Regions from separate parts of the Homo sapiens genome. Here region 1 is linked to region 2. A link is a contact called in ENCODE Hi-C data. All regions are on one chromosome and are shown on one strand. The core of a region is the stretch at or near the end of the contact, and the rest is flanking DNA. Distances in the headings are between cores, read along the strand shown. Region 1 holds the start of FAM238B (family with sequence similarity 238 member B). Region 2 has its middle 23 kb from the start of LINC02673.

Region 1 (4,859 bases), core at 1,308-3,807, 680 kb before region 2:
TGCCGCCCCATGGCCCAGGGCTGCCCGTGCCAGCCATACGTTTGCCGGGAAGAGGTGATAGGTGTTGAGCTCTGTAGACTTGGGGGCAAGCGAAGGCCCAAGCAGCCCGAGAAGAGCAGAGGTGCCCCATGGGGACCACACTGAACTGTCACATGTGCACCAAAGCCAGCCCCAGTCAGGGCCGGCACAAGGGTTCTGCAGAGCCAGCCTGAGGTTCTGATGTCTACGAGTATGCAGACAGCGAAGGTGCAGGCCGCGATATATAGGAGCAGAGGCACCCTGAACACGCTGTCCCCCAATGCCAGCTACAAGTGGATCCAGCTAAGAGTGCGGAGGGAGAAGCCGTCCTGCAGCTCTGAGATCCACGAAGTAGAGGTGGTAGTAGCACCGGACCCCACTGCTTTGGAGCCTGCCCAATCGAATTTGGGAGCCAGCGAGGTTCCTGACTGCAGCACATTGGCCACCAGAAGACACACAAAGGTAGGGAGGCTTCGGATACCACTTAAGTTTAGGAACTCCTCTGGTTGCTGCTGGCCCAAAGTTCCCCCAGAGGCATTCAAGGCCTGGGGCTCCTGCCTCCTGCCCCTAGTTTGCTATCCTAAGCCCAGGCCTCAAGCAGGAGGACTGGCTCTGCCTCACCTCCCCACCCCTTCTTTTTTCCCTGCTGTGTGCAGCCAGTTTCTTTCCTCCTACCTACCCCAATGCCCAGTTCTGGGCACTCCACTTCTTCCCCTAGGCTGTCTGAAAACCACATTTTTAGGATACAAAATGTATGCTATAGATTTCATTGCTGTAGAGGAAATGTCTGACAGCTGTTGTATTTAAACTTAAGTAGCCACACTGGGACTCATAATTTCATATCTTGAGTTCTAGACCAGAGCCCTCTCTCCTAAAGCAATGTCAGAGGGTCAGAGGTAATCTTCTTGATTCTAATAATAATAAATGATTTTTTGTACAGACAGGGTTTCACTGTGTTGCCCAGGCTTGTCTCAAACTCCTGGCCTCAACTGATCCACCCATCTTGGCCTCCCACTTTGCTGGCATGATAAGCAGGAACTACCACACCTGGCCTTTGGAGGTGCTCTAGCTTTGTGTGTTTTGGCTAATCTTCCTGCACAGCTGTCAGTAAGATGCTCCTGCAGTATGGTTCCAAACCTTTCTACACAATCCTGTGATATTTTTACATGGAAGAGCCTTTTGTTTACTGCAGAGAAGCTAGACAATTCACAGTTAGTAACCTAAGGCCTAGAAAATTTTGTTTCTTGATCAAAACAACTGTTTATAGATGCTTGTGGTCCAAAGATGCAGATTCCTAATCATAAAAAAGAAGAAGTGATGTCCACTGCAGGCAACCAGGGAGGGAGTTTAGGATTGTTCTGAGGCCGTGAAAGCCATTGAAATTCACCCATAAGAAGGCAGAGCAAGGGAATCCACATGTCTTGATCCCTCCATGTGGAGGGTATAATTGGGTCTTCATGAAGGTGCACCACCTTTGGGGTCAGAGAGAATTGGATTTGAATCCCAGTTCCAACACTCACTACAAAGTGATGGTGAATGAGTTTTTAAATCCTCTGAGCCTCAGTTTGCTCATCTGTAAAAGAAGTGATTCTTATGAGGCTTGTATTAGTTTAGTGTGTAAAAATCTGGGAATAATGCCTGTAATTTAAAAGACAGGTTGTTATGAGGCTTCAATAAGGTAAGTGTGTAAAAATCTGGACACAATGCCTTTAATTTTGTAATTGTACAATATATGAAGGTGGAGGATTATTTTTCTCTCCTTTTATTTTTAGAACAAGTTTATACAATTGGCATTATTCCTATTTTTAAGATAATCAAAGGACCAACAAGTTGAAATAAATCACCATACTCACAAAGCAGTTCACAATATATTTACTGGGTAATTGCTACTTAAAAGTAGCAATGATGATCACATTGAAAATCTTGTATTACGTGGTGGTTTTCTCTTCCACGAGCCTCTTCATTTGTGGAAACCATAGAGTCTAAGTTGCTCTATAAAAGTGTTCATTAGAAAAATGTGATGCACTTAGTGTATAAATTTTAGAAAATTTCCACTGTTAGTCTTGTTAATTTGATTGAATATGTGCGTTTTGGATTATGAATGTGAATATGTATTGATATATGAAATAAGACTTGACATCATACAGTAATCTCAGCTCATGGCAATGTTTTCTTCTGAAAACACCTGCTGAAATCTGTATTATTTCTAGTTTCCAAAAAAAATCAGTCACAACGGGGCCAAGGGGATGTTTGAATGTCAGATACTGCATGAGGCACATTAGTGTACAGTAATTTGCGCATAATTCATATTCATAATTCACAGTGAGGAAATCTGAAAGTTGCTACCAGCTACTAATAAATGGAAGGTGGGGCGGGCTGCTGTGGGGATGGGGCCGCTGTGGGGGCGGGGCTGCCGTGGGGGCGGGGTCGCTGTGGGGGCGGGGCCTTGTGAGCCAGTGCTTGGACTTCCACGTCATAAACGGAAGGGCGGTGCGTGGAGGGAACTCAAGGCCTGATTGGTTCCTCCTAAGCAGGATGCGATCTGGTTGGCAGGGCAACCGGCCTTCAGTTAGTGCCTTCAGTGGGTGCTTTCAGTTGGTGGCATTCGGTTGCCTTTCCTGAGGAGAGGTGGCAGGTGCTCAGCTCTGCAGGTGTCGGGGCAAGGAAGGACCAAGCGACCTGAGAAGAGCAGAGGTGCCCCATGGGGACCACGCTGACTTGTCGCATGTGCACCAAGGCCAGCCCCACTCAGGGCCCTCACAGGGCTTCTGCAGAGCCGTCCTGAGGCTCTGACATCTATGAGTCGGCGGCCAGCAGAGGCGCAGACCCCAGCACAGAGGAGCAGAGGCACCCGGAACAAGCTGTCCCTTAATGCCACCCCAAGCGGGGCCAGCTCAGGATGCGGTGTTTGGAGCAGTCCTGCAGCTCTGCGATCCACGAGGTGGTGGTGGGAGTAGCGCCAGAGTCCACTGCTTTGGAGCCTGCCCCGTCTGATTCAGGAGTCATGACGACCAGAAGACGCCAAAAGGTAGGGAGACTACAGATACCGCTTGGCCTTAGGAGCTCCTTTGGCAGTTGCTCACCCATGGTTCCCCCCAGAGGCACCCACAGCCTAGGGCTCCTCCCTCCTGCCTCTAGTTTGCTTTCCTAGGCCCAGGCCCCAAGCAGGAGGACTTGCTCTGATTCCACTCCCCATCCATTGTTCTTTCCCTGTTGCATCCAGCTGGTTACTTTCCCTTGCCCTGTCCAAATGCCCACTTCTGGGCCCTCTTCTTCTTTTCTTAGGCTGGTCAAAACTAAGACTTCAGATTACAAAATGTATGCTACAGATTTCATTACGGTAGAGGAAATATGCGACAGCTCTTGTATTTAAACTTAAGTAGCCACATTGGGACTCCCAATTTCATATTTTTCGTTGTAGAGCAGAGCTCTCTCTCCTAAAGTAATGGCTGAGGGTTAGAGGTACTCTTCTTGATTCTAATAATAAAAAATGATTTCTCATAGAGACAGGGTCTCACTGTGTTGCCCAGGCTGGTCTCAAACCCCTGGCCTCAAGTGATTCACTCACGTTGGCCTCCCGCTTTGTTGGGATGACAGGCAAGAACCACCACACCTGGCCTTGGGAGCTGCTCCTGCTTTGTGTGTTTTGCCTGGTCTTCCTGCACAGCTGTCAGTAAGATGCTCCTGCAGCATAGTTCCAAATCTTTCTGCACAAATTTAGTGGATGATGTGATTTTTTACATGGAATAGCCCCTTTATTTATTGCAGAGAAGCTGGACAATTCACACTTAGTAACATATGGCCTAGCAAATTTCATTTCGTGATCACCACACCTGTTAAAAGGTGATGCTTGTGGTCTAAATATGCAGATTCCTCATCATCCTCAAGGAAAAGGGAACCACTGCAAGAAAACCTGGGAGGGAGTTTAGGATTGTCCTGAGGCAGTGCAAGCCACTGAAATTCACACACAAGGGGTTAGAAAAGAGAATCCACATGTTCTCATCTCTCCATGTTCTGGGTATAATTTGGTCCTCCTTAAATTGCACCATTTTTGGCGTTAGAGAAAACTGGATTTGAATACCACTTCCATCACTCTTTATGATGTGATGGTGAATGTGTTTTTAACTCATCTGAGCCTCAGTTTGCTCATCTATAGAAGATGTGATTGTTGTAAGGCTTCCATAAGGTAAGTGTGTAAAAACCATGGCAAAATGCTTGTAATTTAAAAGAGAGGGTTATTATGAGGCTTCTATAAGGTAAGTGTGTAAAAGTCTGGACAAAATGTCTACTATTTTGTAAGTGTTCAATATGTGGATAAAGTGGATTATCTTTCTCTCCTTTTTAGACCACAAATTTTTAGACCAAGTTTATAAAATTAGGGATACTCCTATTTCTTAGACAATCAAACCAATGATCAGAAAGACTAGATAAATCACCATAGTCACAAAGCAGTTCACAATGCATTTACTGGGTAATTTCTAGTTAACAGTAGCAATGATGATCACATTGAAAATCTTGTATTTTGTGGTGGTTTTCTGTTACGTAAGCCTCTTGCTTTGTTGAAACCATAGATTCTAAGCTGCTTTGTCAAAGTGATCATTAGAAAAATGTGATGTAGTGTGTAAATGTTAGAAAATTTCTCCTGTTAGTCTTGCTAATTTGATTGAACATGTGTGTCATTTTCAAAAATGTAAATCAAATATATGTGAATGGGATATATATGTATACATATGAAATATAACTTGAATTAGAGAGTAGGCTTAGCTCATGGCAATGTTTTTTCTGAAAGCACCTGCAGAAATCTCTCTTATTTCTAGTTTGTTGATGTTTCAGAGATTATG
Region 2 (4,845 bases), core at 1,109-3,608:
TCTTTATTTGCCACTTTCATGGGAAAACAAGTTTTTCGATTTTTTCCTCACTAAGATTCTATTTGTCCATTGCTTTCCCCTTCATCCCAATAGATGAGACCTTTAGAATGTTTTTATGTTTTGCATCTAGTTACGTAGCTGCTAGATTTTGCTGAGATAGTTTAATATTTTGAACTTCAGATTATTAGTTTTTCCCTTGAAGTGTATCTGTTCTGTTTAAAGTGTCTTTGCCTTTGACACTCCCCCATTTCTCTGCTCACCACCACCCTTTTTTCATGGTTCCATCTTCAAGTCCCTGTCTTGATTATTTTCTTAAGTGTTTTGCCCAAACAGGATGGATAGGTGATATATTCTCTGAATCTTTGCATAACTGTTAGTACAGTTTTTATTTTGCTCCAACAGTTGATTGATATTCATTTGCATGTAACATATCATCATGCCTCTTTATCTACCGCCTGAGCCATATTCTCCAGGCTAGCTTTTATCCGTAGTAAGCTGATATTTTAATCTCTGTCTATCTACTGCGTGGTCTCTTATTCTGAATTTCGACTGAAGAGAAAAAGGAACATGGTTGCTTTTTTTTTAATGCAGCAATAAAGAATAAATAGAAAAATTTGCAATGTTTATAATTGCTTAAATTGAAATATCATATGTATATATATGAATAAGCAAGAATAATATTCTGAGTACATTAGTATTATATTGAACGTTAAATACTGATTGATCCAACTACTAGTCATTGAGCTCCTGGAAGCCAGGGACAACATTTTAAACATTTCTGTGTCTCTAATGTATTTGCTGGAAGACAAAATATATTTCTCTTCCTACCCTTCCTCTCCCCCAACTCCTCCAATCTAAAATTGACCCTGTTTTCAGTACAACAAGATTCCAGATGGAAGTCAAGGTATATAGTGATTTTATTAACCCCGGTAGCAAAAATATTGTTTCAATAAAGATAAAAATTTTACATTCCATCTATGGTTTCCTTAATTTAAAAATATATTGGTAATACAGTTATATAGTTCAAAATCAAAGTGATATAAAATGATATTCATTAAGCCATCTTGCTCCCACCCTTGTCTCTATCAGGTTTGTACCTGTTTTTCCCTGCAGAGTTCATGCATTCAACAAATATTTATTAAATATTTATTGAGTACTTAGGTGCTCATTGTGTGCCAGACACTGTTCTAAGTGCTAAGGGCACAGCAATGGAAACAACAACAACAACAAAAAAAAACCAGGAAAAATAATTGTGGCCGCAAGATGCTTACGTCTAGTAGGAGAGACAAATTAACAAAACAAATAAGTTATATCGAATATTAGGAGATAAGTGCTGCAAAGGAAAAGAAAACAGGTGTGCACCACCGTGCCTGGCTATTTTATTATTATTGTTTTTTTAGAGATGAGGTCCTGCTACGCTGCCCAGCCTGGTCTCAAACTCCTGGGATCCAGCGATCCTCCCCTCTTTGCCTCCCAAAGTACTGAGATTACAGGCATGAACCATGTGCCCAGCCAATATATATATTTTTTCTTTTGAGACAAGGTCTGGCTCTGTCGCCCAGGCTGGAGTCCAGCGGCTCACTGCAACCTCCGCCTCCTAGGCTCAAGGGATCCTCCCACTTCAGCCTCCTGAGTAGCTAGGACTACTGGTGCATGTCACCACACTTGGCTTAGTTTTGAATTTTGTTTTGTAGAAACAGGGTTTTGCCACATTACCCAGGCTGGTCTCAAACTCCTGGGCTCAAGAGATCCAGCCACCTTGGCCTCCCAAAGTGCTGGGATTACAGGCGAGAGCCACCATACTGGGCCAAGATTTTTTTTAATTGGTTAAAACAAAGGTTTGGTATTGCCTAAAATAACTAAACAAGGTGGTATTTTATACACAGTTTAGTCAAACTGAGTATTTTCTGTCTTCCTTTCAAACACTGATTCAATGTGATTTTTGAGTGTGTTTTTCTCATTATTTGTCTTGCGAAAGAATTTCCTCCTTATTTGAAGAAAAGATATAGTTTGAGGAGACAGTAGTGGCGCTTCGGCCGCGCCCAGGGCCGCGGTTCGCTCTTCCCCGCGTGCGACCAGGCTGCCAGCACTGGGGACCTCTGGCGCCCGCCCGTCCGCAGCCAGCGGGGACAGCGGCCGCTCTGGGGAGGCGGCGGGGCAGGGGCGAGGGGAGGCCCAGCCCGGGGTCCGCCGAGCGTGACCTTCCCCGGGGCGAACCTCCTATCCCCACCCCTTCCCGGAATCCGTGCAGGGGCACTGGCCACGCCTGCAATCATAGCAAAAATGTCCCAGTGGGGACCATTCAGTAGCAAGAAATAGCACGGCGCGCCACCCTTACAGTCACTAACTCTTTTGTTCTCCGTGTTTAGGTAGAAACATGACTCAGAGAATCGGGTTCCCGCTCTGCAGCCTAAGCCAGAGGCGATGGTTTCCGCTTCTGCTTCTCTTGGCAGTGACCTGCCTTGACTTGGTCTGCTGCCTTTTGCAATCTGCTCTTGAAGGAAGGGCCAGCCTCTCGCATCTTCCTAGGAACAAGTCCGACCACGATCAGGGCTATTGTGAAATTAGCTAAATTAGTCCGTTCTCTCGACTTTTGGACTCTCTCCTCTGAATGCCTTATAGGTATAGTTTGGCAATCTCGCTCACACCTGGGTGTGAACCTGCGTGTACCCAGCCCGGGAGATATCGGGGTCTGTACAGGATTGGTACCCCTTATGGGTTAGAGAGACCTTCTTTCCTTAGCTCCAAGGCCAGATCTACGGGTGCTGTTCCGGTGCTGAGAGACAGCGTGTTTCTAACAGAAAATAAGTGATATAATTAAGGACTCAGCGCATGCACTCAAACACACAGAGCCAGTGAGATAATGGGTAAGCATTAGAGATACAGAAATGCAATTTAGTCCTCAAAAAATTCACTCTAATGAGGAAACAGACCAGCAAGTACGTAACTGCAGTTCTCTGATTCATGTATTTTCTTATTCTTCTTGCATTAAAGAATGCGATAGCCTCATAGCTGGGTACATTAATTTCATATTTAATCGTGTGGGTTTTTTTATGGAATGAAGACATCATAGACCATGTAAAGACATCTGAGAAAATAAGCCAGTTTGATGGTGTTTTTTGCATCTTGAAGAATAGTATGTAAAAATATGCAAAGTGCTTTACAAGCAAAGATTGTTAATAAGTACCTGTAGCTTACCTGGTTTAGATTAGGTTTATATGTTAAGAAACATCCAACAGGTATAATTTGCCAAGTAGAGTGTAGCAATAAGCACTCAGATTGTACTTGACAATCCTATGACTAAGACATTATCATTTGTCCTTTTTTTATTTTTTAAAGATAAGGAAACACATAGAGGAAATACCATATTGTCAAATAAGTATCACACTCAAGCTCACACAGTTGGCAAGTATGGCACTACACAATTTTGTCAGGCCATTTTCATATAGAGATTGCTTGGCCACATTAAAACAGAAAATGTTGCTTTTAAAATGATGCTGTAGGCCAGGTGGGGTGGCTCACGCCTGTTATCCCAGCACTTTGGGAGGCCGAGAGGGGTGGATCACTTTAGGTCAGGAGTTCCAGACAAGCCTGGCCAACATGGTGAAACCTCTACTAAACCTCTACCAAAAATACAAAAATTAGCTGGGCATGGTGGTGCATGTCTGTATTCCCAGCTATTTGGGAAGCTGAAGCAAGAGAATTGCTTGAACCCAGGAGGCAGAGGTTGCAGTGAGCCGAGATTGCGCCACTGCACTCTAGTCTAGGTGACAAAACGAGATTCTGTCTTTAATAAATAAATAAATAAAAAGGTGCTGTAGTATTGCAAGGCTAAGTAGGGTCAGCAGATGAAGTTCCTCAAGACTTTCAACATTACTGTATAGCTAAACTCTTGAGAAAAAACAGTAACCTACCAATTGGACATATGGAATTCACAAGTAGTTCTTTTGACACAACTAGGCCAAGCATGAGTTGAGGAAGTTAAAAACATTATGTGAATTGTGCAGGTAACTGCTAAAGAACAGACTTCTCTTATGCAGTCTGAAAACAACTTTAGTCTATTTTGCTGCCCTTAGACAAATGAAAAGAGCCAGTACAGATGTATAAAAATGGCCTATGTGTAACTGAAAGTGATCAAGGTTGTCGTTTTGATGTTGGAGTGTTAGCTACCCTCGAAGACATTTTCTTGCCGTATTGATGGTAGTATTTAAAACATAATATCTACAATAGTACCAGGTTTTATAGCCAAAGAAATTGTAAATATAATACCAGGCCAGGCACAGTGGGTCATACCTGTAATCCAAGAACCTTGGGAGACCGAGGTGGGAGGATCGCTTGAGGCCAGGATGTCGAGACCAGCCTAGGCAACATAAGCAAGACCCTGTCTCTACAAAATAAAATTAGCCAGGTGTGGTGGTGTGTACCTGTAGCCCTAGCTACTCAGGAGGCTGAGGCGGGGAAGGTTGCTTGAGCCCAGAAGTTCGAGAGTTCGAGGCTGCAGTGAGTTGTGATCGTGCCACTGCAGTCCAGCCTGGATGAAAGAGTGAGGCACTGTCTGTCTCCAAATAAATAAATAAATAATCCTATGCATTACTGCGTCTTGGTTCACAGTACTGTGTAAAACGTCTCATCCTGACGTTACTAGATAAATGATCAATAAATTATCCGAATTATCTTACTCTGGTAAGAACATTTATTGAGAGAATAGGTTCAAACATTTGCAGTGAAAGGTTAGAAGTTTTTGTGGATTTCATAGTCTTATGCAAAACTGAATTCTAAAGAATTTAATGTTGCCAGTACTGATCTTCCTGAGATTTCTCTGGGGTTTTTAGTCAATGACTTCTT

Evidence for each region. Hi-C counts contacts between places; a loop is a spot of excess contacts on that map. Pooled maps may share reads with other maps.
Region 1: a loop to region 2 is called in a map of thyroid gland, with 7 times the contacts of the local background. The contact joins the promoter of FAM238B here to the enhancer-like site in region 2. A Hi-C loop is called at or near these places in 1 of 168 maps with a recorded cell type or tissue (thyroid gland), 1 of 37 single-sample maps with no recorded cell type and 7 of 50 pooled maps.

The regions. Positions count from the first base shown.
Region 1 is chr10:26,640,551-26,645,409 of GRCh38, forward strand. FAM238B (family with sequence similarity 238 member B) reads left to right here and starts at 2,558. Exons shown (of 5, transcript NR_026794.1): 1 at 2,558-4,859. It overlaps LOC105376461 (a long non-coding RNA gene), which reads left to right. Exons shown (of 4, transcript XR_930764.2): 3 at 306-480; 4 at 959-2,408.
Region 2 is chr10:27,317,718-27,322,562 of GRCh38, forward strand. It overlaps the pseudogene ODAD2P1. Among named protein-coding and RNA genes, the nearest start is that of LINC02673, 23 kb to the right of the region's middle. Within about 2 kb of position 2,359, at least 14 of the 41 ENCODE cell types and tissues checked have a DNase peak (open chromatin) inside an H3K27ac peak, as active enhancers do; they include thyroid gland, where a contact is called at or near this core.